Regions from separate parts of the Homo sapiens genome. Here regions 1 and 2 are each linked to region 3. A link is an interaction called in ENCODE POLR2A ChIA-PET data of the cell type or tissue named here. Cell type or tissue: CD4-positive, alpha-beta T cell. All regions are shown on one strand. Each heading gives the region's core, and the rest is flanking DNA. Links, peaks and the distances in the headings are about the cores only.

Evidence for each region. ChIA-PET counts read pairs that join two places held together with the same protein. Peaks named below come from ENCODE experiments on the same cell type or tissue, not always from the same donor. Only the 100,000 strongest peaks of a DNase experiment are listed, where the experiment ranks them.
Region 1: POLR2A ChIA-PET joins it to region 3 with 65 read pairs; 29 of 35 experiments call an interaction of 5 or more read pairs at or near these places.
Region 2: POLR2A ChIA-PET joins it to region 3 with 26 read pairs; 20 of 35 experiments call an interaction of 5 or more read pairs at or near these places.

Annotation. Positions count from the first base shown.
Region 1 is chr16:70,449,330-70,458,371 of GRCh38, reverse strand. It overlaps FCSK (fucose kinase), which reads right to left and starts at 3,777. Exons shown (of 24, transcript NM_145059.3): 1 at 3,742-3,777. It overlaps LOC124903708 (a long non-coding RNA gene), which reads left to right and starts at 3,836. Exons shown (of 2, transcript XR_007065104.1): 1 at 3,836-4,054; 2 at 4,905-5,335. In CD4-positive, alpha-beta T cell, for the core only: no CTCF peak of the experiment used is centred there; DNase peaks (open chromatin) are centred at 3,761 and 4,011; H3K4me3 peaks cover 1,829 bases; H3K27ac peaks cover 446 bases.
Region 2 is chr16:70,294,391-70,304,798 of GRCh38, reverse strand. DDX19B (DEAD-box helicase 19B) reads right to left here and starts at 5,613. Exons shown (of 12, transcript NM_007242.7): 1 at 5,445-5,613. The coding sequence starts at 5,501. RefSeq lists enhancers at 5,538-5,767, 5,499-5,793. In CD4-positive, alpha-beta T cell, for the core only: no CTCF peak of the experiment used is centred there; DNase peaks (open chromatin) are centred at 5,278 and 5,568; H3K4me3 peaks cover 1,640 bases; H3K27ac peaks cover 1,376 bases.
Region 3 is chr16:70,376,254-70,383,651 of GRCh38, reverse strand. It overlaps ST3GAL2 (ST3 beta-galactoside alpha-2,3-sialyltransferase 2), which reads left to right. Exons shown (of 7, transcript NM_006927.4): 5 at 417-462; 6 at 728-847; 7 at 1,790-7,398. The coding sequence ends at 1,963. Among named protein-coding and RNA genes, the nearest start is that of DDX19A, 33 kb to the right of the region's middle. RefSeq lists enhancers at 2,131-2,190, 2,221-2,390. In CD4-positive, alpha-beta T cell, for the core only: a CTCF peak has its summit at 2,549 (motif pointing left); DNase peaks (open chromatin) are centred at 2,181, 2,991 and 3,561; H3K4me3 peaks cover 2,459 bases; H3K27ac peaks cover 2,590 bases.

The DNA.
Region 1 (9,042 bases), core at 1,006-6,005, 74 kb before region 3:
CCTGGCCAGCATGGTGAAACCCCATCTCTACCAAAAATTCAAAAATTAGCCAGGCATGGTGGCGGGTGCCTGTAATCCCAGCTACTCAGGAGGCTGAGGCAGGAGAATCGCTTGAACCTGGGAAGCGGTGGTTGCAGTGAGCAGAGATTGTTCCACTGCACTCCAGCCTGGGTGACAGAGTGAGACTTTGTCTCAAAAAAAAAAAAAAGAAAGAAAGAAAGAAAAAAAATTAATAATAGCCACTAGGACTGAGCACTCTGGACCACAGTTAAGGTGCTGTGATTTTTTTTTTTTATCTTGACAACACCCTTAGACCCTGCAAGATAAGTATTATTATCTCCTATTATCTCCACTTCACAGAGGCCAGGAGACGCTATAGTCAAAGTTGCAACACACCTGGGTCTTTTGGATCCTTATTCAGGTGATAGTGATAATGATATCTGGTCCCAAGCAAAGGCACTGAAAGACAGCAAGAGGCCAGGTGCAGTGGTTCACACCTGTAATTCCAGCACTTTGGGAGGCCAAGACAGGCGGATGGCTTGAGCCCAGGAGTTTGAGACCAGCCTGAGCAACATGGCAAACCCCATCTCTACCAAAAAAAAAAAAACAAAAAACCACACACATACAAAAATTAGCCAGGCACAGTGAATGTGCCTATAGTCACAGCTACTCAGGAGGCTGAGGCGGAAGCATTGTTTCAGCCCTGGGGGCAGAGGTTGCAGTAAACTGGCACCAATACATTCCACCCTGGGTAACAAAGCCAGACCCTGTCTGAGGAAAAAAGAAAGAAAGAAAGAAAGAAAGAAACCCTTGAAATGGCCAGATGTGGTAGCTCACATCCGGAATCCCAGCACTTCGGGAGGCCAAAGTGGGCAGATCACTTGAGTTCAGGAGTTCAAGGCCAGCCTGGCCAACATGCCAAAACCCCATCTCTTTTAAAAGTACAAAAATTAGCCGGGTGTAGTGATGCGCGCTTGTAGTCCCAGCTACTCAGGAGGCTGAGGCAGGAGAATCACTTGAACCCAGGAGACGGAGGCTGCAGTGAGCCAAGATCACGCCACTGCACTCTAGCCTGGGCAACAGAGCGACTCTGTCTCAAGAAAAAAAAGAAATGCCCCAGAGAGTCCAATGGCCCAGAAGTTCTGAGCCCAGTCTTCATCTCAGCATAGTGATAGAGAGACATGGGCAGGTGACAGGTCATGGCCAGAGTGGGGAGAGTATCCCTTACTAATGACAGGGGCAGAGGAACAGTCCTGGGTTGCGTATCAGTCCCAAAAGGCTCTGTCCCCATCTCTACCTCTTCCTGCTTCCTGTAGGATCCTGAGCAAGTTACTTAATCTATTTTTTTTTTTAAGATGGAGTCTCGCTCTGTCACCCAGGCTGGAGTGCAGTGGCGCAATCTTGGCTCACTGCAACCTCCGCCTCCCAGGTTCAAGCCATTCTCCTGCCTCAGCCTCCCGAGTAACTGGGACTACAGGCGCGCACCACCATGCCTGGATAATTTTTTGTATTTTTAGTAGAGACGGGGTTTCACCATGCTGGCCAGGCTGGTCTCAAACTCCTGACCTTGGGATCCGCCTGCCTCGGCCTCCCAAAGTGCTGGGATTACAGGCGTGAGCCACCATGCCCAGCAGTTACTTAACCTCTCTAAGCCTCAGTTTCCTAATCTGAAATTTAAGGCCAAAGACATCAACCTCCCAGGACTGTTTTCAGCATGAAATACAATGTAAAGTATGTGGCACACACCAGTGGCTCAATGAATGATAATCCTTCCAGCCAGGCAAGGAAGCAGGAGAGTTTAACCTGTCCCTGAAGGAGGAAGGACTGGAAGCTCTCAAACATTCTCTGAGTTAAAGACTGTCCTGAAGAAGAAAAAAATCAGGGAAGGCCTCGGGAATCAAGCAAGGCTGAGGGACATCCCCTGAGAGATTAACAAAAAAGGTAAAATGATACAAGTAGCTAATACATATGGAGTGCTTTTTCAGGCACTATGGCAAAGGCACATCAGTGTCACTTCATATGACCCACCCAACAGTCCTAAGAATTGGTTCTTATCTCACTGAAGCTCTAGACAAGAAAACTGTAGTTTAAAAAGCAGAAACATAGCTATTAGGTTGGTGCAAAAGTAATTTTGGCTTTTGCCATTGCTTTAATAGCACAGGCAGGCTAGGCTTTTGTTTTGTTTTGTTTTGTTTTTGAGAAACAGGGTCCGGCTCTGTCACCAGAGGGCGGAACGCAGTGATGTGATCACAGCTCACTGCAGCCTCAAACTCCCGGGCTCCAGCGATCCTCCCATCCCAGCCTCCCAAGTAGCTGGGACTATGCATGAGTCCTGCTAGTTTTTTATTTTTTGTTGAGATGGGGCCTCCCTTTGTTGCCCAGGCTGACCTACAACTCCCGGACTCAAGTAATCCTCCCGCCTTGGCCTTCCTAAGTGTTGGGATTACAGGTGTAAGCCACCATGCCTGGCTTTTTTTTTTTTTGAGACAGTCTCCCTCTGTCGTCAGGCTGGAGTGCAATGGCGCGATCTCGGCTCACTGCAATCTCCGCCTCCCAGGTTAAAGTGATTCTCCTGCCTCAGCCTCCCAAGTAGCTGGGATTACAGACGTGCACCACCACGCCCAGCTAATTTTTGTATTATTAGTAGAGAGGGGGTTTTGCCATGTTGGCCACGCTGGTCTCAAACTCCTGACCATAGGTGATCTACCTGCTTCCGCCTCCCACAGTGCTGGGATTACAGGCGTGAGCCACCTCGCCCGGCCTTTTTTTTTTTTTTAATTAATAGTTTGCTGGAGTTACACAATCTCAAGAGGTCCTGAGAAAGTGTGCCCTAAGGCCCTAAGGTTCTTTTGTTGTTGTTGTTGTTGGTTTGTTTTGTTTTGTTTTTGAGACGTAGTCTCGCTCTGTCGCCCAGGGTGGAGTGCAGTGGCGTGATCTTGGCTCACTGCAACCTCCATCTCCTGAGTTCAAGCGATTCCCTCGCCTCAGCCTCCCAAGTAGCTGGGATTACAGGCATGAGCCTTGGCGCCCAGCCTCTACCCACTTTCAATACAGCCTCATCTGCTGAGATCAAGTTGAAATATTTTTTAGTGTCCTCAGCCCCACGCTGTCCAAGACTGGGATAGGGTTGGGGAGCCAGAGATAGAATAAAGTACTAAGAACTCTTCATATGAACCTTTTGAAGACAGGTGGGTCAGGGACTGCACATTTTAGAACTTTAAAGAGGAAAAAAAGGCTCACGGAGGACTCTGACTTGCTGCCTTCTAAATAACAGACCGAAAGAAGTTACTTGGGAGTAAAATCGTTTTGTAAATTACCCAAGAGCACATCATTGAGATTTGTGCATAATACTGAGCCCTGGCCGGGTAAACTGAGAGAGGAGAAGCGGCCTCAAAGTAAAATCAGAGCAGCGCCGGCATCCAGGGCCCCACCTGCCTCAGGGTGAGGATCCTCTGAGGCCCGCATCCCTCCCGGTCCCAGCTGCCAGCAGGTCCGGCCGCACCAGCCGGGTCGCGGGGCTCCCCTTGGAAGACCCAGGCCAAATGGACGCGGGAGCGTAGAAACACCTGTGGGCTCCCGGGGCACCGCAGAGCTCCCGGGGACTCTTCCCTGTCAGGACCCGGGCGGCCCGCGGGTCGACTCGGTGCTCCCAGTCAGGGAGGGTGCACCGGAAAGCTGAGGGGGCGCAAGGGGCGCAAGGGGCGCAAGGGGCGCTGCGGCGACCCTCGCGGACTGACGTACCTGCCGTCGCCCGGCGCTCGGCGGAGCGGGCTCTTTAACGCGAGGCTGCGCGACCCTCGCGGTGCACTCCGGGAAGTGTAGTTTCACCTCCGCGCCCCCCCAAGGCCGAGCCCCCGTCCGGCAAAAAACACGGTCGGAGCCACCGCATAGGCCAGCGTGGGTGGCCGGGGCAGCGCTTTCCTGAAGGGCAGCGGGGCTGCAATCCAGAAGGGAGATGGGAAGGGGGCCGCTCCAGGACCCACGAAACTACAACTCCCAGAGGACCGAAGCGCCTTAAAGACAGAGGCCCGTTTTCTGGGACTCCGGGATCCAGGTTAATAGGTTAATGTGTAGCTTTTTTGTTTGTTTTCTCGTTTGGGTTTTTTTTTTTTTTTTTTTTTAACACCTTCTGGACGGCACCAGGAGCTTCCGCTTTCCTCTGGAGAAAAATCCACTGATGGAGGAAAAAAAAAAATCACGCTTTGCCCAAGCGGAAGCAGCTGCCATTCGATTTGCAGTTGGAAAGGTTTGCGCTGGTTTCATCACGTGGATCCTTTGGGAAGAAACTTTCCAACTCCGTAATGGGGAGGGGATCTGCGGACCTTTTGGGAAAGTTGTGAATGGCAGCATTGATTGTCATAGATGACAATTGGAAATACTCTGAGTGTCTCTCTCTAGGTTACTATGTGAAAGGAAAATAAATCTCAGGACCCCAAAGTCACTAAGTCAAAGGGAAAAGTCAAGCTGAGAACTGCATCAGGGAAACCTACCTCCCATTTTATTCTTAAACAAGATAACTACAAAGATAAAAAAGCTAGATATGGCCTGGCCCTCACAACTTGCCCACTAGGAAATTCCTTGTGTGCCCCCAAATCTGTACCCTAAAACAGTTGTGTGGAATTTCAGTGACAATGTAAATTTATAGCTTATCTTCACAGGTGCTGGGCTTTGACAGCACTGAAAGTCATCTCTCAGCTCACCTGAGACAAATGCATATCTCATTGCTTCCTCTGCCCTATGTTTATTTTTTCTTATGTAAAAATGCATATTCACTGAGCTAGATGAATGCATAAGTGACTAGTCCTCTATCCCCCTCTAACATGTGAAAGGCTTATCAAAGACTCAGAAGAATGCAGCCATTTGCCTCTTACCTACCCATGCCTTTTAAAAATTTCCTCTTTCAGGCCAGGCACGGTGGCTCGCACCTGTAGTCCCAGCCCTTTGGTGAGGCCGAGGCGGGTGGATCATGAGGTCGGGAGTTGAAGACCAGCCTGGCCAATATGGTGAAACCCCGTCTACTAAAAATACAAAAATTAGCTGAGCGTGGTGGCGCGCACCTGTAGTCCCAGCAGCTTGGGAGGCTGAGGAAGGAGAATCGCTTGAACCCGGGAGGCAGAGGTTGCAGTGAGCTGAGATTGCACCACTGCACTCCAGCCTGGGCAACACAGTGAGGCCCTGTCTAAAAAAAAAAAAAAAATTCCTCTTTCCCCAATATCTGACCTTTCCCCTTTAAATATTGAAGCCCTCAAAATCATCTTTGGAGAAAGGTACAGACCTGTCTCCCAGGTGCACACATTCTTAACTTTGGCAAAATAAACTTGTAAATTGATTGAGACCAGTATCTGGTGCTTTTTGGTTTACAACTGGAAAACTAAACTAGGCACATCCATGCAAGACAGATGCTCTATATGTTCAGTAGGGAGTGATGTTCAGGACATCATGTTAAGGGAAAAGCAGCAAGTTGTAGAGCAATATGTATGGGAAGCCCCTCAAATAAAAAATAATGTTTATGGACAGATAGTGTGTGGATACACAGGAACAGGGCTGGAAGCGAACGCATGCTAGGGAGAGACTGCTAAGCATGGGGACAAGCGGGGAGAACTTGAGCTTTATCTGTATTGTTTGAATTTTTCTTACAAGAATGTACTTTCCAAATCTGTTGTTAATAAGGAGCCTAAAGCTGGGCACAGGTGCTCACGCCTGTAATCCCAACACTTTGGGAGGCCAAGGTGGGAGGATGGCTTGAGCTTGGGAGTTTGAGACCAGCCTGGGCAACATAGCAAGACCCCGTCTCTAAAATATATATAAATTAGGGCCGGACGAAGTGGCTCATGCCTGTAATCCCAGCACTCTGGGAGGCCAAGGCAGGCAGAAAACTCGGGGTCAGGAATTCAAGATGAGCCTGGCCAATTTTTTTGTTATTGTTGTTGTGAGACAGAGTCTCACTCTGTTGCCCAGGCTGGAGTACAGTGGTGTGATCTCGGCTCACTGCAACCTCCGCCTCCCAGGTTCAAGTGATTCTCTTGCCTCAGCCTCCTGAGTAGCTGGGATTACAAGCATGTGCCACCACGCCCAGCTAATTTTTGTATTTTTAGTAGAGACGGGGTTTCACCATGTTCAGGCTGGTCTCCAACTCCTGACCTCAGGTGATCCACCCACCTCGGCCTCCCAAAGCGTTGGGAGTACAAGCGTGAGCCACCGTGCCCAGTCAGTGGCCAATTTTTTTTTTTTTTTTTTTTTTGAGATGGAGTCTCACTCTGTCTCCCAGGCTGGAGTGCAGTAGCACCATTTCGGCTCACTGCAAGCTCTGCCTCCCAGGTTCATGACATTCTCCTGCCTCAGCCTCCTGAGTAGCTGGGACTACAGGCACCCGCCACCACGCCCAGCTAGTTTTTTGTACTTTTAGTGGAGACGGGGGTTTCACCGTGTTAGCCAGGATGGTCTTGATCTCCTGACCTCATGATGCACCCACCTCGGCCTCCCAAAGTGCTGGGATTACACGCATGAGCCACAGTGCCCGGCCGCCAATGGCCAATTTTTTAAATACAAAAATTAGCCAGGCGTGGTGGCAGGAGCCTGTAATTCAGTTATTCGGCAAGCTGAGTCAGGAGAGTCATTTGAAGCCAGGAGGCGGAAATTGCACTGAGCTGAGATCGTGCCACTGCACTCCAGCCTGGGTGACAGAGCGAGATTCTGTCTCAAAAAACAAATAAAATTTAAAAAAAAATAAATTTACAAAATAATGAGGCTGAGAGGCACTGAGGTCAGTCACAATGGAGATGGACCCTGCTCTAACTCTGTGTAACCATCTATAAAGTAAGTTAATAATAGTATCAAATATCTGAGATTGTTGTGAGGGTAGGATAAATGCTTGACTCCATAGTAAATACTCAAAAAGTATTAACCATTATGATTATCGTCATTATTCCCATCCTGCTCCATTAAAGCAGGATGTTTGGTTTGTTCACCATTGTATCCTCAGGCCTTAGAACAGTGCTGAGGACATGGTAGTGAGAGGTGACAGCGTGCTGGTAGTCCTCACAGCCCTCGTTCGCTCTCCGCGCCTCCTCTGCCTGGGCTCCCGCTTTGGCGGCACTTGAGGAGCCCTTCAGCCCACCGCTGCACTGCGGGAGCCCCTTTTTGGGCTGGCCAAGGCCGGAGCCGGCTCCCTCAGCTTGCAGGGAGGTGTGGAGGGAGAGGCGTGGGTGGGAACCGGGGCTGTGCGCGGTGCTTGCGGGCCAGTACGAGTTCCGGGTGGGTGTGGGCTTGGCGGGTCCGCACTCGGAGTAGCCGGCCGACCCTACCAGCCCCGGGCAATGAGGGGCTTAACACCCCGACCAGCGGCTGCAGAGGGTGTGCTGGGTCCCCCAGCAGTGCCGGCCCACTGGCGCTGCGCTCGATTTCTCGCCCGGCTTTAACTGCCTCCCCGCGGGGCAGGGCTCCGGACCTGCAGCCCGCCATGCCTGAGCCTCCCCAGCCACGCCGTGGGCTCCTGTGCCGCCAGAGCCTCCCCGACGAGCGCCGCTCCCTGCTCCACGGCGCCCAGTCCCATCGACCACCCAAGGGCTGAGGAGTGCGGGCGCAGGGCGCAGGACTGGCAAGCAGCTCCACCATGCAGCCCCAATGCGGGATCCACTGAGTGAAGCCAGCTGGGCTCCTGAGTCTGGTGGAGACGTGGAGAACCTTTATGTCCAGCTCAGGGATTGTAAATACACCAATGGGCACTCTGTATCTAGCTCAAGGTTTGTAAACACACCAATCAGCACCCTGTGTCTAGCTCAGCATTTGTGAGTGCACCAATCCACACTCTGTATCTAGCTACTCTGGTGGGGCCTTGGAGAACCTTTGTGTCGATACTCTGTATCTAACTAATCTGGTGGGGACGTGGAGAACCTTTGTGTCTAGCTCAGGGATTGTAAACACACCAATCAGCGCCCTGTCAAAACAGACCACTCAGCTCTACCAATCAACAGGATGTGGGTGGGGCCAGATAAGAGAATAAAAGCAGGTTGCGGAGCCAGCAGCGGCAACCTGCTAGGATCCCCTGTGGTATTGGGGAGGTCTTGTTATCTCGCTCTTGGCAATAAATCTTGCTGCTGCTTACTCTTTAGGTCCCCACTCCTTTTATGAGCTGTAACGCTCACCGCAAAGGTCTACAGCTTCTAGTCTTGACGCTAGCAAGACTAGGAGCCCACCGAGAGGAACCAACAACTCCCGACGCACTACCTTAAGAGCTGTAACTCTCACCGTGAAGGTCTGCAGCTTCACTCCTGAGCCAAGGAGACCACGAACCCACCAGAAGGAAGAAACTGAACACATCCGAACGTCAGAAGGAACAAACTCCAGACGCACCACCTTAAGAGCTGTAACACTCACGGCAAGGGTCCGTGGCTTCATTCTTGAAGTTAGTGAGACCAAGAACCCACCAATTCCGGACACAGTAGGTGGTTAAAAACAATTGATTGGCCAGGTGTGGTGGCCCACACCTATAATCCCAGCACTTTAGGAGGCCGAGGCAGGAAGATCACCTGAGGTCAGGAGTTCGAGACCAGCCTGGCCAACATGGTGAAATCCTCTCTCTACTAAAAATACAAAAATTAGTTGGGCATGGTGGTGGGTGCATGTAATCCCAGCTACTCAGGAGGCTGAGGCAGGAGAATCGCTGGAAGCCGGGAGGTGGAGGTTGCAGTGAGCTGGGATTGCACCACTGCACTCCAGCCTGAGCGACAGAGCGAGAGACTTTGTTTCAAAAAAAAAACCCAATTGGTTGAATGAATGAAGAGCAACCTTCTGCTCAGCTCTCGCCACCCACCTTCTCCTCACACTGTCTGCTTCCCTCAGTCTTCTCCCACTGGAGTCATTCTCCATCTACACTTGGCCCAGGTCTCATCCTCCTTCTCCCACTTCAATGCCTGCTGTTTCTTCTGTGAACCTAGGAGGCCTCCAGGGAGGTGATGAACTGCCTCTCACTGTTGCTGTTCTCAGCAATGCAGGTCCTGGGCTCTGCAGTGAAGTGGGAAGTAGGGATGCCTGCAACTGCGG
Region 2 (10,408 bases), core at 3,162-8,161, 82 kb after region 3:
AGAAAATCTCCCAGGAAATATAGAAAGAAAGAAAGAAAAAAAAAAGAGACAAAGATGAAAAACAGAAGAAAAAAGAAAACCAAAGGACTTTTAAACGAATGGTGCTGGAACAATTAAGACAGCTCTGGCCAGGAGTGGTGGTTCACGCCTGTAATCCCAGCACTTTGGGAGGCCAAGGCGGATGGATCACCTGAGGTCAGGGGTTTGAGACCAGCCTGGCCAACATGGTGAAACCCTGTCTCTACTAAAAATACCAAAAGTAGCCAGGCTTGGTGGCAGGCGCCTGTAATCCCAGCTACTCGGGGGACTAAGGCAGGAGAATCGCTTGAACCTGGGAGGTGGAGGTTGCAGTGAGCTGAGATCACGCCACTGCACTCCAACCTGGGGGACAAGAGCAAGACTTTGTCTCAAAAAAAAAAAAAAAAAGACATCTCTGTGAAAAAGATGAACAGATGAACCTCGGCCAGGCACGGTGGCTCACGCCTGTAATCAAGCACTTTGGGAGGCCGAGGCGGGCAGATCATGAGGTCAGCAGTTTGAGACCAGCCTGGCCAATATGGTGAAACCCTGTCTCTACTAAAAATACAAAAATTAGCTGGGCATAGTGGTGGGTGCCTGTAATCCCAGCTACTAGGGAAGCTGAGGCAGGAGAATTGCTTGAACCCCGGAGGCGAGGGGTTGCAGTGAGCTGAGATTGCGCCACTGCACTCCAGCCTGGGAGACAGAGCCAGACTCCGCCTCAAAAAAAAAAAGATGAACCTCAATGCATACCCCTTATTAGAAAAAATTTAACTCAAAATGGAAAATGGATTACAGACATAAATGTAAAATTTAAAACTATAAGACTTCTAGAGAACACAGGAGAAAATCTTTGTGGCCTTGGATAAGGTGTATATCTTGGAACACAAAAAGAACTAATCATCTAAAAATTGATAAATTAGGCCGGGCGCGGTGGCTCACGCCTGTAATCCCAGCACTTTGGGAGGCCGAGGTGGGCGGATCCCAAGATCGGGAGGTCGAGACCATCCTGGCTAACATGGTGAAACCCCATCTCTACTAAAAATACAAAAAAAAATTAGCCTGGCGTGGTGGTGGGCGCCTGTAGTCCCAGCTACTCGGGAGGCTGAGGCAGGAGAATGGCGTGAGCCTGAGAGGTGGAGCTTGCAGTGAGCCGAGATGGCACCACTGCACTCCAGCCCAGGCGACAGAGCAAGCCTCCGTCTCAAAAACAAACAAACAAACAAAAATTGATAAATTAGGTTAATCAAAGTTGAAAATGTCTATTATTTGAAAAGTACTGTTGAAAAAAGACAAGTTGTAGTTTGAGAGAATATATGCAAAACATATCCGATAAAGGACTTATCATGCCTGTAATCCATCTCAGCACTCTGGGAGGCCCAGGTGGGCGGATTGCTTGAACCCAGGTGTTCCAAGACCAGCCTGGGCAACATGGCAAAACCCTGTCTCTACAAAAAATACATACATTAGCCAGATGTGGTGGCGCATGCCTGTGGTCCCAGCTACTCTGGAGACAGGGTGGGAGAATCCCTTGAGCCCAGGAGGTGGAGGTTTCAGTGAGCCAAGATCATGCCACTGCACTCTAGCCTGACTCTAGTCTGGGTGACAGAGTGAGACCCTGTCTCAAAAAAAACAAAAACAAAAACAAAAAACAGAACTTCTATCCAGAATATATAAAGAAACTTCCCAACTAAAAACAAAAACAATCCTACTTTAAAAATGGGCAAAAGGTTTGAAAAGCCACTTCAAAGAAGTTACATACATGGCAAATAAGCACATGAAAAGATTGTCAACATCATTAGTCATTAGGGAGATATATAAGTTAAAACCACAATGAGACACCAGCATGTACCTATTAGAATGAAGGAAACTGACAATACTGTGCAGGGAAGGGTGTGGGGCAGTTGAAGCTCTCATCCATTGCTGTTGGAAAAGCAGAATGATACACTTTGGAAAATAGTTTGGCACATAACTTACAAAGTTAAACACATACGACATAACACAGTAAATCCTACTCTTTGATATTGACTTTACCCAAGAGAAATGCAAACATATGTCCATACAAAAATCTGTACCTTAATGTATAGAGTAGCTTTCTTCATATTGTCTCAGACTGAAAATTACTCAAGTGTCCATCAATAGAAGAATAAGCAAACTGTGTATATATATCCACAGTGGAATTCTACTCAGCAATAAAAAGGAATGAACTACTGATACATGCAACTTGGTTGAATTCTAAATGCATAATACTAAGTGGAAGAAGCCAGACTTTTCAAAAGGTTATATATTATATATATGATTCCATTTTATGACATGTTGGAAAAGGCAAAACTATAATGACAGAAAACATATCAGCAGCTGCCAGAGAAGGGTGAGGAGAGGGAGTGAACTACAAGAAGTTGTAGTTCTTTGTAGAGAGGGTTTATGTGTTGCCTGTGGTGGTAGTTACACAACTGTATGCTTTTGTCAAAATTCATAGAACTGTACACTAACAAAGTTTAATTTTACTCTGTGTAAATTATACCTCCATAAACCTGACTTTTAAAAAAATTAAAGGGCTGGCCAGGTGTGGTGGCTCACGCCTGTAATTCTAGGACTTTGGGAGGCTGAGGCATGCGGATCACTTGAGGTCAGGAGTTCAAGACCAGCCTGGCCAACATGGTGAAACCCCACCTCTACTAAAAATACAAAAAGTAGCCAGGCATGGTGGCACATGCCTGTAATCCCAGCTACTCGGGAGGCTGAGGCAGGAGAATCGCTTGAACTCAAGAAGCAGAGGTTGCAGTGAGCCAAGATCGTGCCATTGCACTCCAGCCTGGCGGACAAGAGCGAAACTTCATTTCAAAAAAAAAAAAAAAATTAAAGGGCCAGTCCAACAGATCCAACATTCATCTAATAAGAGTTCTGGGAAAAGCTATGCAGTGGTGCGCACCTGTAGTCCCAGCTACGAGGGAGGCTGAGGCAGGAGGATCACTTGAGCCCAGGAGTTCAAGGTTGTAGTACACTATGATTCTGCCTGTGAATAGCTACTGCACTCCAAATTGGGCAACATAGACAGACACTGTCTTAAAAAAAAAAAAAAAAGAGAGAGAGAGAAAGAAAGAGAGAAAGTGAGTTCTGGAAAAGAGGGAATTAAGAAAAAACAAAGAAGAAGAAATCAGCAATGAAATTATTCAGGAAAAGTTCTCATAACTGAAGAACAAGAGTTTTTCAGATTGAAAGTACCCACACCCAGGGGCCAGTAATATGGATGAAAATACACCCATACCAAGACATATTACCATAAATTTTCTGAATATTAAAGACAAACAGAAGATTCTCCAAGCTTAGAAAGGGGAAAACAAGTCACATCAAGAATCAGGATGGTCTCAAACATTTCAACAACAAATACAGAAATCTAGAAGGCAATGGAACAATACATTTAAAATTTGGCAGGAAAATAATTTTCAACCTACAATTCTATACCCAGCCAAACTATTATCCAAATTACAGGGCAAAGTTAGATTTTTTAAGACATGGAATATTCTTAAAGTAATTTACTTCCCGTACACCTCCAGAAAGCTGACAGATGGCTGCACTAAAATAAGGAATAAATCAAGAAAGATGGAAAAGTAGGGGTACAGAAAGGAAGGGATCCAAGAGATCCAAAAGACAAGAGAAAGGAGGAAGGAATCTGCAGAATGAGGCTGAAGGGAAATTTGCCCTGTTCCCTCTATTCCCCAATATGAACTGTGCTCTAAAGACAGGAGTAACTAGTCCAATTTGAAGCAGACTTAAAGGCCTAGGAGAAATGGAATTGATAGAATACTTGATGAGTCTAAGCATCCTGAGATAAACTTAGACAACTGGAAGACAGTTTGGGGTTGAATTGATAATTAAGAAAAAAAAATGAAGCATAAACATAAGGCAATTAAGAATTCCAAGTAAAATAAATTTTATAGAAAAGTAAAGGGCCAGGCAAAGTGGCTCAGGCCTATAATCCCAACACTTTGGGAGGCCGAGGTGGGAGGATGGCTTGAGCCCAGCAGGTCAAGACCAACCTGGGTAATATAGTGAGACCTCGTCTTCACAAAAAATTAAAAAGTTAGCTGCATATGTTGGCACATGCTTGTAGTCCCGGTTACTCAGGAAGCTGAGGTGGGAGGATCACTTGAGCCTGGGAAGGGGAGGTTGTAGTTGGCAAGAGATGGTGTCAATGCACTCCAGCCTGGGTGACAGGGCAAGACCCTCTCTCAAAAAATATATGTAAAGAAAGAAAGAAACAGAAAAAAGAGGCTGGATGCAGTGGCTCACACCTGTAATCCCAGCACTTTGGGAGGCTGAGGCAGGTGGATCACTTGCACGCTGGAGTTCGAGACCAGCCTGGGCAACATGGCAAGTCCCCATCTCTACAAAAAAAATACAAAAAGTAGTTGGGCATAGTGGCACATGACTACAGTCCCAGTTACTCAGGAGGCTGAGGTGGGAGGATGGCTTGAGCCTGGGAGGCAGAGACTGCAGTGAGCCAAGATCACTCCACTGCACCCTAGCCTGGGCAACAGAGTGTGACCCTGTCTCCAAAAAAAAAAAAGGAGTTGCCTCTGGGGAGGAAAAAAATTGGCGGGAACCGTTGTTTTTAAAATAACTTCACTCTTTAAACAATGTGTATATACAACTTATTTTTTATGAGCTATAAAAAATAAAAGACAAGGTTCTTATTCTTGAGGAAGTCATAGCAATAAGTACTAACAGAAGTAGGTTCAAAGCCTACTAGGATTTAAAGTGTTTCGGTGGGAGAAATTAATTCTACGCAGTAGTGTTTAACACATCTCTTGCTTACCATGTGTCAGGTCCAGAAAAAAAGAACAAAGTGAAGCCGATGAGGAAAGGATTTGCTGACTGCCACACCTACTGGGTCCATCATTTATCACTGAGGAAGCACACAAATATGAGCAAAGACATGGTCCCTGAGCCAAAGAAGCTCTGAATGTAGAGGTGGAGAATGACACCTAAAATAACTATTACAAACCGGGGCGGCCAGGAACAATGGCTCAGCCTGTAATCCTGGTGCTTTGAAAGGCCGAGGCAGGAAGATAGCTTGAGACCAGGAGTTCCAGACTAGCCTGGGCAACCTAGCAAGACCATGTCTCTATTTCAATTAAAAACAAACAAAACACAATCTAGGGTGATGGGTGCAATCTATGATTCTTCCTGGTTCCAGGAAGACAGACAGGCAGCTGAGCGCTTTACCGATAGGAGCACTCACCTGCGCTTACGTAACGCGGAGGCGGCTGCGTAAACAAAGCCAGCTCAGGGTCCAGGCTCCATCCCTATCCTCCCCGCCACCCCATCCAGCCTCTAATCAACCTGGGAAACATTCTTTCCCAGGGACCAAGTCTCCGACCAGAACTAGTCCCCTGACCCTTTTAGGGCTGAAGCCAACTCACCGACTCAGCCGCAGCTTCCTGCTCGTCCACCGCCAGGGCCCATGAGTCAGTGGCCATGGTCCCAGGCGCGGGTGGGACGCTCGTGCTGGTGGATTCGAGGGATGGCACGAGGGATCGTGGGCTCCGGGGGTTCGCGGCAGGCTCTGCTCCAGCCCCACTACAAGGCTGCAGACCGGAAGCGGCGCGCCACAGTGACGTCGGAGGCCACTCCTGTTTGGCCACCCTTTGCCCACTTGAGGCTGTCGATTCTGTTGCCCTCAGACCCGTACCCCTCAACCCCGGGCAGAGCAAGCTTTCCTATCAAGCTGAGGTAGTTATCTTAAAATGCCTAAGCTCTGGTTAACTTGGATCTCCAACCAAAGAACAAAATCAGATTCCCGCCCAACACAGTGGCAGAGTAGGCACTAATACAGATTGAACAGATTGAATATATCAAAACAGAAAACCATTACCAATAGTCACCAAAATGCAAAACAAGCACAGAGCTGTTTCCCTTTTCAGATTGGTAATTTAAAATGTCCAGATGTTGGCAATCAGCCCTGACAACCCATTTGGTTAAAAGTCCACTTGACCACTATGCAATCTTGTTAGGCATGTAACAAAACTGCACCTGCACTCATAAATTTGTACCCCAAGAGGAGGAATTGCAGCTCTCCTATGTAAGCGTTGTAGAATCAGGAGAATGTTAAAAAGGAAGAAAACAGACGGTGCGGTGGCTCATGCATGTAATCCCAGCACTTCTGGAGGCCGAGGCGGAAGGATCACTTGAGCCCAGGAGGTCTAGGCTGCAGTGAGCCATGACAGGGCCACTGCACTCCAGCCTGGGTGACAGAGCAAAACTCTGTCTAGGAAAAAAATAAATAAAATTAAAATAGTAAAATAATTAAATAGAGCTAGGTGTGGTGGCTCATGCCTGTAATCTCAGCACTTGGGTTTTTGTTTGTTTTTTGAGATTGAGTCTGGCTCTGTCGCCCAGGCTGGAGTGCAGTGGCACGATTTCGGCTCACTGCAACCTCCACCTCCTGGGTTCAAGAAATTCTCTTGCCTCAGCCTCCCAAGTAGCTGGGATTACAAGCATGCGCCACCATGCCCAGCTAGTTTTTCTATTTTTAATAGAGATGGTGTTTCACCATGTTGGCCAGGATGGTCTCAATCTCCTGACCTCGTGATCCGCCTGCCTTGGCCTCCCAAAGTGCTGGGATTACAGGCGTGAGCCACTGCACCCGGCCTTTTGTTTTTTTAAGATAGAGACAGATCTTGCTGTGTTGTCCTGGCTGGTCTCAAACTCCTGAGCTCAAGTGATCCTCCCACCTCCACCTCCCAAAGTGCCAGGATTGGCCAGGCACAGTAGCTCACATGTGTAATCCTAGCATTTTGGGAGGTGGAGGTGGGAGGATCGCTTGAATCCAGGAGTTTGAAAACAACAACATAGCGAGGCCTTATCCTTACACAAGAAAAATTTAAAAATTAGCCAGGTGTCGTCGCACATGCCTGCAGTTCCAGCTACTTGGGAGGCTGAGGTGGGAGGATCACTTGAGCCCAGGAGGTTGAGGCTGCAGTTAGCAGTGTTTGTGTCACTGCACTCTAGTCTGCGCAACAGAGTAAGACTCTGCCTCATAAACAAATAAATAAATAGGAAGAAATATCTTGGGCTTTTAGTAGTTGTAAAATAAGGATTAAATGAAAGAACTGCTTTCTCCTAACTAGAATCAAAGAAGCTTCTCTTCCCTTGTTACTTCCCTAGAAAGAAACTAGGCATTTTCCTACAATCTGAAAAAAATGAATCCCAACCTCTTTCATTTTGCCAATATTATACAACAATAAGTTAATTTCAAGCCATGAGGCCGGGCACAATGGCTCACACCTGTAATCCCAGCACTTTGGGAGGCCAAGGTGGGTGGATCACCTGAGGTCAGGATATCAAGACCAGCTTGGCCAACATGGTGAAACCCTATCTCTACTAAAAATACAAAAATTAGCCAAGCATGGTGGTGCACACCTGTAATCCCAGCTACTTGTAAGCCTGAGGCAGGAGAATCACTAGAACCCGGAAGGCAAAGGTTGCAGTGAGCCGAGATCATGCCATCACACTGCAGCCTGGGCGACGAGTGAAACTCTGTCTCAAAAAAAATAAATAAATAGACTGGGCACGGTGGCTTGCACCTGTAATCCCAGCACTTTGGGAGGCCAAAGCAGGTGGATCACGAGGTCAGGAGATTGAGACCATCCTGACCAACATGGTGAAACCCTGTCTCTACTAAAAATACAAAAATTAGCTGGGTGTGGTGGCATGCACCTGTAGTCCCAGCTACTTGGGAGGCTGAGGCAGGAGAATCGCTTGAACCCGGGAGGTGGAGGTTGCAGTGAGCCAAGATCATGCCACTGCACTCCAGCCTGGACGACAGAGCAAGACTCTGTCTCAAATAAATACATAAATAAAAACAAACAAACAAAAATCAAGCCATGGTGGGTTCTCTGTGGAATTTTACCAGTACTGTAAGAGTAAAAACGTTTTGAGAAAGGGTAAAGCAGTTCCAGAGAACATTCTACTTGCTATGATTATTTTTTCCTGCACTCTCACAGGGTTAACTGGAGAAGACGTTTTTGTTTTTTGTTTTTGACCTTACACATGAGGATGTGCTAAAAAGAAAAAGGCAAACACCACCTTGGTAGCCATGACCTACATCTCATCAATTCAGAAGCAACCCTGGGGATATTTTCCCAGATAAATTATATTGTTTCACAGGGCTAGAGGTTAATGAAATTTGCAAAACATTTTAATGAGGTTAAAAATTACATCGCCCAAGTTGCAGGACCGTATATAGTAGGTTCACTTGTACAAAACAAACAGGAACCCCCACCCCAAAAGCCCCCAAGCTCCCATATATGCTTTTATACACTATGGAAAATGCCTAAGAAGACCGGAGCAGTGGCCTGTGTCTGCAGTCCCAGCTACTCCTGAAGCTGAGGTTGGAGGATCGCCTGAGCTCAGAAGTTCGAAGCCAGCCTGGACAACATAGTGAAACCATCGCCTCTTAAAAAAAAAAAAAATGTGGCCAGGTGCGGTGGCTCACGCCTGTAATCCCAGCAGTTTGGGAGGCCAAGGTGGTGGATCACGAGGTCAGGAGTTCAAGATCAGCCTGGTCAAGATGGTGAAACTCTGTCTCTACTAAAAATACAAAAATCAGCTGAGCATGGTGGTGGGTGCCTGTAATCCCAGCTACTTGGGAGGCTGAGGCAGAGAATTGCTTGAACCCAGGAGGCAGAGGTTGCAGTGAGCTGAGATCATGCCACTGCACTCCAGCCTGGGCAACAGAGCGAGCCTCTGTCTCAAAAAAAAAAAAAAAAATGCTTAAGATACACACAAAACTGATAACCATGGCTGCCCCTGGTGAGGGCCTCTAGAAGGGTGGGGGTGGATTGAGTATGCTTTATCCTCTGAAATTATTTTCCATATGCATGGTTTTTTTTAAATTAGAGACAGGGTCTTGCTATGTTGCCCAGGCTGGAGTGCAGTGGCTATTCACAGGCACCATTACAGCACATACTATATCCTTGAACTCCTGAGTTCAAGAGGTTCACCTGCCTCTGCTTCCCAAGTAGCTGGGACTACAGGTGTGTGCAGCTGTGCTTGGCTCCATGTTTCCCTTTTAAAAATGTATTTCAGACAAACAAGAAAGGGTATAACAAATACTTAGATTCCCACCTCAAAACTTAATAAATAAAATTACTAAGGTCCAATTGATAATCTCCGTATACTCATCCCAGGAAGACAGCAGCTATGCCAAATTTGGTGTTTATCCTTCCCGTACACGATTTTAGCATGTGTTTTTTCTTCTACTAAATAAATATGCAAGCCTGGGCAACATAGGGAGACCCCGTCTCTACCAAAAAAAAAAAAAAATTTTTTTTAAGTAGCTGGGCGTGGTGGCGTGAGCCTGTAGTCCCAGCTACTCCTGAGGCTGAGGTGGGAGGATCACTTGATCCCAGGAGTTCAAGGCTGCAGTGAGTCGTGATCATGCCACTGCACTCCAGCCTGTCTCAAAACAAAACAAAAAACAAAAAAACTTAAAAATAGCATCGGGGTTTCAGACTCTCCTAAGTTCACCCCCAATACACCTGCGCTTTGTGAGACTCCGGCTAAGAAGGAACCTGGTTTCCAAAGCGGGCGTGGAAAGAAGAGTGTTCGGGGAATAAGAGCATCTGGATTGGAATTCAGCCTCCTGCATTTATTCCCACGTGAGCCTAGCCAGTCTCAGTTTCCCCTGAAATCACAGGAAGTACCCACCTCACAGATGGCGGATTCTAGATCACAAGGCTAAGACCTTGGGCCGAAGCCTCGAGAAATATTGTTATTCCTCTACCCAGGAGTAGGGGCGAGGAAGGCACCTAAACGTGGGAGGAAAGGGTCTGGCTTCTACCCTCGCAGATACTCACGTCGCCCACAGGCAGGGTGATGGGAAACCGCCGCAGGGCGCGATCTTGGACGCGCCCGGCAGCCCCAGCCATCGCGGCTGAGCATGGCAGTTACACTCCAACAACCGCTGCTCTTGGCACTGGCCAAGCCGGAGCCTCATTGGCTGAGGCCTGGAAATCCTGTCAGCCAATCAGCTGAGGGGACGGTACAGCGCTCGGGCACGCGCCCCAGGAACTCTGGGGGCCAAAGACAAGCGCAAGCCTCCCGCAGAGGGCTTTGTTTCCTGCTAAATGTCTGGCTTCCTGGTGAGACTGGGAACTCCATGAGGGCAGGGCAAGATCTTTAATCTTGATCCTCAGTGACTAACACATAGTGGTCACTCATTTGGTGAATCATGAGCCATTAGCATCTCCCCCCGTGGGTCAAACTTTTTAAAAATTTTGCATCTGAACAAATAGGTGCAGACGCACATCCTCTAATCTAGACCCTTGGTATTCCAAGTATAATCTCTCAGCAGCATAGATATCGCCTGAAGCCTGTTAAAAAT
Region 3 (7,398 bases), core at 1-5,000:
CCTTTCTCCTTTCCCTTCTTTTCCTTTCTCCTTTCCCTTCCTTCCCTTTCCCTTCCCCTCCCCACCCCTCTCCTTTCCTTTCCTTTCCTTTCCTTTTTTTTTTTGACAGTCTCACTCTGTCACCCAGGCTGGAGTGCAGTGGTGTGATCTCGGCGCACTGAAACCTCAGCCTCCCAAGTAGCTGGGATAACAGCTGTGCTCCACCACACCCAGCTAATTTTTGTTTTTTTAGTAGAGATGGGGTTTCACTATGTTGGTCAGGCTGGCCTCAAACTCCTGGCCTCAGGTGATCCGGCTGGCCTCGAACTCCTGGCCTCAGGTGATCCACCTGCCTCAGCCTCCCAAAGTGCTGGGATTACAGGTGTGAGCCACCGTGCCCAGCCTGAAATGTTATCTTTCTTTCTTTTTGCTTACAGCACCTACGCCCCAGTGAAGTCCTTCCTTCGAGTGGATAAAGAAAAGGTAAGCTCCCCACTTCTTCCCCACCTCAGTGGAAACAGTGCTGGCCCAGCCTGTGTGCCTGGTCCTGTAGCTCAGGTGTTCCATTTCCCCTGCAGAACCTCAGGGTCCCCATCTGCCGAGATGCCTGACCCTAGCAGGTGCCACACGATTCAGGAGACACAGACGCACAGGTCTCTGACAGGCATAGACAAGTAGAAGCTGCTCAGTCTAGCCTGAATCTCTGCCCCTAAACCCCTCATATACCTGTCATCCCTTCTCCTCCCAGGTCCAGATCTACAACCCAGCCTTCTTCAAGTATATCCACGACAGGTGGACAGAGCATCACGGGCGGTACCCTTCCACGGGGATGCTGGTGCTTTTCTTTGCCCTGCATGTGTGTGATGAGGTGGGTAGGCCCGTGGTGTGGGTGGTGGGAACCCATGGAACAGAGGAGTGCAGGCCTTCTCGGGTCTTAGCAGGCTAACAGAGGAATGTGCTTCTGTAGGCAGAATCCATGTGGCCTTGGTTTCCCCCATCTCTAGGCTGTAAAGTATAGATATGCCTTTCCCAAACGTTTCTGCTTTCATGATTCTACCAAATCCAAAATCTCTTCATTAAAAAGTTATTGGCCGTGCGCGGTGGCTGACGCCTGTAATCCCAGCACTTTGGGAAGCTGAGGCGGGCGGATTACTTGAGGTCAGGAGTTCAAGACCAGCCTGGCCAACATGGTGAAGCCCCATCTCTACTAAAAGTACAAAAAATTAGCCAGGCGTGTTGGGGCACGCCTGTAATCTTAGCTACTCGGGAGGCTGAGTCAGGAAAATCGCTTGAACCCAGGAGGCGTAGGTTGCAGTGAGCCGAGATAGCGGCATTGCACTCCAGCCTGGGCGACAGAATGAGACGCTGTCTTGAAAAAGAAAAGAAAAAAAAACATAAATAGAATGGAGAGTGTATGTAGTTGAATTTCAGCTGGACGACTGCCCCCACCAGCTCTGAGCCCCAGGCCTACTTCGTGTAAAAATGGAACTCAGTCGTTCAGAGAACCCGTTCCACCAGTGGCCAGGGCTGCCTTGCAATGAAGAGCAGGGCTGAGGCCCGGCAAGTGCTTCACTGAGTGGTGCTGATCAAAGTACTCCATTAAAAAAAAAAAAAAAAAAAAGGAGGAATTTGCAAGGGCTGCAAAGGGAAGGTGGTGTCCCCATGTGAGTCCATGTCCTTAGGCCAGGCCTGGGGGCTCCTGCATCTCCCCGGGGCCTCCCGTCCCCTCTCCTCCCTGTCATCCCGAGCCCGCCCCGCGCCATCCTCCAGGTCCCCGCCTGGGGTGACGCTCCGCTGCGCTTCCCCGCAGGTGAACGTGTACGGGTTCGGGGCCGACAGCCGGGGCAACTGGCACCACTACTGGGAGAACAACCGGTACGCGGGCGAGTTCCGGAAGACTGGCGTGCACGACGCGGACTTCGAGGCCCACATCATCGACATGCTGGCCAAGGCCAGCAAGATCGAAGTCTACCGGGGCAACTGAGCCGGGCCTCGCCGCGACCCTTCCGGCCCATCTATCGGGCACCGGGGCTCCGGCCCGGGACCCAGGACCAGCAACCCGCGACCAATCATGCTGCAGCCCAGGGGCGTCTGCTGTGCCCCGCCAATCACGAGACTGGGGGACCGGCCGGGCCTGGCACCAATCTGCGCTGCGGTCGGGCGGAGCTTCTGTTTCTCCCAGCCAATCATGTGACTCAAGGAAAACTTCCGGCGCTGTGTCCAGTCTCCTCCAATCAATGGCCTTCGGGGGCGGGCCAGCGGCCGCTCAATCCCCACTCCCTCATGCTTTGGGTTAGGGTTTTCTTTCACGCTTTCTGAGGAGGAGAGCATGGCGCGGGCCTCGGCGAAGCACTTCCGTCAGCCTCGGGCGGAGGATCGTCTTAGTAGCTGGCCAGACCTGGAGGAGAGCGGGCGGTCTTTGCGGGCCTCAGGAGATAGGTGGCCGCCCGGCCCCTTTCCCCGCCTGCCCGGATAGGTGCGTGCAGACCCACCAAAGAAAAGCGGTCGCTGCGGGACCCCCAGTCCCACCTCGGCCGCGCTGTGGGATGGCTGCGCCCCCAGGGCTTCCTGCGTCTCCAGGAAGCCGGGAGTGGCGCCCTCTGCGGGGTGGGGTGCTCCCGGGCCGAACTCCGGACAGGTGGAGGGGACAGGGCAGAGCTCGAGGAAGCCCTGTCCCCTTCAGTGCAAGGTGCTGTCACTCACGTGTGCCCTCGACCCTCCCGTTCACCCGCAGCCTTCTCAGCGCCTCTCCCTGGGCCGGAGGCCTCCTCACCAGCCTACCTGTTGCTCTGGAAAAAAATCCCGTCCCCCGACTCCGTCCCTACCCCCAGTCTTCGGCCGGCTCTGGCCCCTGGGGAGGGGGCTGCACGGCGGAAGGAGGCTGGCTATGGGCCCGGCTGCCCGCTGCATGTACCTCCTCCTCCACCCATCGCCTCTTGCCTGGGGGTAACTTTGCCTGGGGCTCATTCTTTGGTTAAGCTGAAGCTGCCGTGGGTGGCCAAACCGCAGATTCTTTGCAAATTCTGAGCTGGCAGAGCTCGCAGCCGGGAGCCGGCCGGGGAAGAGGAGACTTGCGCGCCGCAAGCCGCCTGCCTCCACCCTGCTCTCCATCTCCCGCTCTAGAAGGGCTGGGAAGCTCGCGGCCGGGGTTCCACCTGGAAGCTGCTTGCATGGCTGAACCCAGCTTAGGTCCCTGACGGGGCTGCTGGTGGAATTCTCCCCCTTCGAAGCTGGGGAGGTTTAGGAGGGGGAAGGCTTCTGTGAAGCTCTCAAACCACTAATAGAGCCCCCTCCCCAACAGTGACGGCGCAGATGCTCCCCCTTTTCTTAGTTGACACCACCAGGCAGCTTCCTGGCCGTTGGTAGGTTCCTGCAGCTGGCTGAGGGAACAGGGACCGGCAGGGGACTTTGTTAGGGGAGGGTTGGGATGGGCAGTGGGCCCCTGAAAGTTAATATATTGGAACCTAGCTCGAGTGTCGTTCTTTCCAATTCCGAAAGTAGAAAGAGTAAAAATAGGGGTGATTGGGGTGGGGTTAGTAGAATGCCTCTCTCAGGGCGCTCCCCCCTCCCCCACCGTTTTAGAGAGCTAGGCCTCAGCCAGTCTTGCCACTCCCATCTCAGTGCTTCCTGAAGAGGCTGTTTTGAGTGTTGATGAAAAGCAATGCAATTATGCCAAACAGTATTGAGCAGAATAATTTATTTCTTTTTTTTCTTTTGCTTTAAATCATGAATCCCGCCAGGTACGGTGGCTCACACCTGTCATCCCAGCACTTTGGGAGGCCAAGGCGGGCGGATTACTTAATACTTAAGGTCAGGAGTTCGAGACCAGCCTGGCCAATATGGTGAAACCTCGTCTCTACCAAAAAAAAAAAAAAATACAAAAATTAGCCAGGCGCAGTGGTGCGCACCTGTAATCCCAGCTACTTGGAAGGCTGAGGCAGGAGAATCCCTTGAACCGAGGAGGCGAAGGTTGCAGTGAGCCGAGATTGTGCCACTGCACTCCAGCCTGGGCGACAGAGCAAGACCCTGTCTCAAAAAAATTAAATCATGAATCCCCATCCTGGAAGAGGTAGGTCCCAGCATCCAGCCAGATTTTCTGCAATAGTAATTTAAACACACTTTTTTATTTCCTTCCCTTTCTGAATTAAAAGGAACAAAAAACTGTCTAGTCCTTCATTGTTCTGAAATGGGCATGATGGAAGAAGGCGGGTCTGGTAGGATAGCTGTGACTGATAATGGCTGAGAACGTTGGGGGATATGGGAGGGGCGAGATGACTCCCAGATACCCTCCCCCACCTATACAGGAGGCACCTCATTCCTGGACTCTGCGCTCCAAGACACTGAAATCTGAGCGGGTACAAGCATTTTGGTTAAAAATCAGCTCGTTGTCGCCTCTTGAGTTTCCTCCAGGAGAGGAGTTCATTGGAGAGGATTCCTGGTAGCAGCTCCTCGCAGTGGCTGTCCTGTAACCACTTTGGCCTCTGTCAACATGATGTCTCCAGGTATCCATCAGGCTCCGATACATTTGGGTGGCCACAGGCTGGGCTGTCCCCACCTCTCAGGGAAGTGCATCTAAGTCAGGTTTTCCCCTCTGGCACAGCCCTGCCTCCACAGCCCAATTTCCACCATGCCACAGGCAACCCGCATTTTTATTTATTTAATTTATTTATTTATTGAGACAGAGTCTTGTTCTGTTACCCAGGCTGGAGTGCAATGGCCCGATGTCGGCTCATCCCAACCTCCACCTCCTGGGTTCAAGCGATTCTTCTGCCTCAGGAGAGTAGGGAGTAGCTGGGATTACAGGCATGCACCACCACTCCCGGATAATTTTATATTTTTAGTAGAGACGGGTTTTCTCCATGTTGGTCAGGCTAGTCTTGAACTCCAGACCTCAGGTGATCTGCCCGCCTCGGCCTCCCAAAGTGCTGGGATTACAGGCGTGAGCCAGTGTGCCTGGCCGATTTTTTTTTTTTGAGACTGATTCTCACTCTCGCCCAGGCTGGAGTGCAGTGGTGGGATCTCGGCTCATTGCAAGCTCCGCCTCCCGGGTTCACGCCATTCTCCTGCCTCAGTCTCCCGAGTAGCTGAGACTACAGGTGACCGCCACGATGCCCGGCAGTTTTTTTGTATTTTTAGTAGAGACGGGGTTTCACTGTTAGCCAGGATGGTCTCCATCTCCTGACCTCGTGATCTCCCCGCCTCAGCCTCCCAAAGTGCTGGGATTACAGGCGTGAGCCACCGCGCCTGGCTTTTTTTTTTTTTTTTTTTTGAGATGGAGTCTTGCTCTGTCACCCAGGCTGGAGTGCAGTGGCGCGATCTTGGCTCACTGCAACCTCCGCCTCCCAAGTTCACCCACCTCAACCTCCCGAGTAGCTGGAATTACAGGGGTGTGCCACCACACCCAGCTAATTTTTGTATTTTTAGTAGAGACGGGGTTTCACCATGTTGGCCAGGCTGGTCTCGAACTCCTGACCACAGGTCATCCACCCCCTTTGGCCTCCCAATGTTTGACCACACCCAGCCCATAATAGATTTTTAAAACTCCTATAAATATCATTCTACTTCCCTTTATTGCTAAAATGGGAGCTTTTTCATCCAGTTTTTTGGGTGTGTTCCAAATATTTTGTTAAATTTCCCGTCTATTGCTGTTATTGTTTCCATTTATTTGCCCATGTGAGTTGATACCTTTTTCATTCCTTTCCCATAGCTTTAGTGACGTTGTGGGAAGGGAAGTTAGGTAAGTGATGTTTCATCTTGTACTTACTAGACACCTTTTTCTTCCTTGATTTCCTGAGTTCCCTGCCTCCACAGGTGTGTTTCACTCCTGGTTGCTTATATTTTTTTATTTTTGAGATGGAGTTTTGCTCTGTTGACCAGGCTGGAGTGCAGTGGCATGATCTCGGCTCACTGCAACCTGTGCCTCCTGGGTTCAAGCGATTCTCCTGCCTCAGCCACCCAAATAGCTGGGATTACAGATGCGCACCACCATGCCCAGCTAATTTTTGTATTTTTAGTAGAGACGGGGTTTCACCATGTTGGCCAGGCTGGTCTTGAACTCCTGACCTCGTGATCTGCCCACCTTGGCCTCCCAAGGTGCTGGCATTACAGGTGTGAGCCACCGTGCCCGGCCTCTGGTTGCTTATTTAACCCCTTTGTCACGATGGAGGCTTTTCTCTTTTTTTTTTTTTTTTTTCAGATGGAGTCTCTCTCCATTGCCCAGGCTGGAATGCAGTGGTGCTATGTCCGCTCACTGCAAGCTCCGCCTCCCGGGTTCACACCATTCTCCTGTCTCAGCCTCCTGAGTAGCTGGGATTACAGGCATGCACTACCACGCCCGGCTAATTTTGTATTTTTAGTAGAGACGGGGTTTCTCCATGTTGGTCAGGCTGGTCTTGAACTCCTGACGTCAGGTGATCCGCCTGCCTTGGCCTCCCAAATGGTAGGATTACAGGCGTGAGCCACCAGACCCTTTTTTTTTTTTTTTTTTTTTTTTTAAGAGACAGGGTCTCCTGTCGCCCAGACTGGTGCAGAGCTCACTGCAGCCTCAAAAACTCCTGGATTCAAGTGATCCTCCCACCTCAGCCTCCAGAGCAGCTAGAGCCTAGCTAAAAAATTTTTTAAAAACATTTTATGGCCAGGCACGGTGGCTCATGCCTATAATCCCAGCATTTTGGGAGGCTGAGGCAGGTGAATCACGAGGTCAGGAGTTCAAGACCAGCCTGGCCAAGATGGTGAAACCCCGTCTCTACTAAAAATACAAAAAATTGGCCAGGCTTAGTGGCAGACGGCTGTGATCCCAGCTACTCGGGAGACCGAGGCAGAGAATTGCTTGAACCTGGGAGGTGGAAGTTGTGGTGAGCCGAGATTGAGCCACTGCACTCCAGCCTGAGCGACAGAGTAAGACTCCGTCTCAAAAAAAAAAAAGTATTTTACCCATCCACAGGCAGCAGACAAGGAAGTACCTTCTGTGACTGTCTGGCAAGGTCAGAGGCATCAGGGAAGGTAAAATACTGAAACTATATTTTTAAAAATAAAAGTATTCCCTTTTGAGTGTGAATTAGGAATCAATGCCCCTTCTCACTACTTTTGTGAAAAAAATCACAGCTCCTGCAGCAAGTCTATGCCTGGGTAACAACCAACCCACAAAATCCAAGAGGAGGTCCCCCTCTCCCGCCTCTGTGAGGCTTGAGGAGCAGTATGTATCTGGGCCAGCCTGGTCCTCAGAGTGTGGAATTAACACCTTTCCTCTAGCAACTGTTTGTGCTGCTGAGAACAGCACAGACTCTCTGGCAGCCTGGTTCTCTCCAGAGGGAAGCCTGTGAAGCAGAAGAAACATATGGCATCTGCACTCAGGGCGCCCAGTTCCATCCGGCCTTGCTATAAAATGACTTTGCCTTTCCTTTTTTAAAATTACAAAAA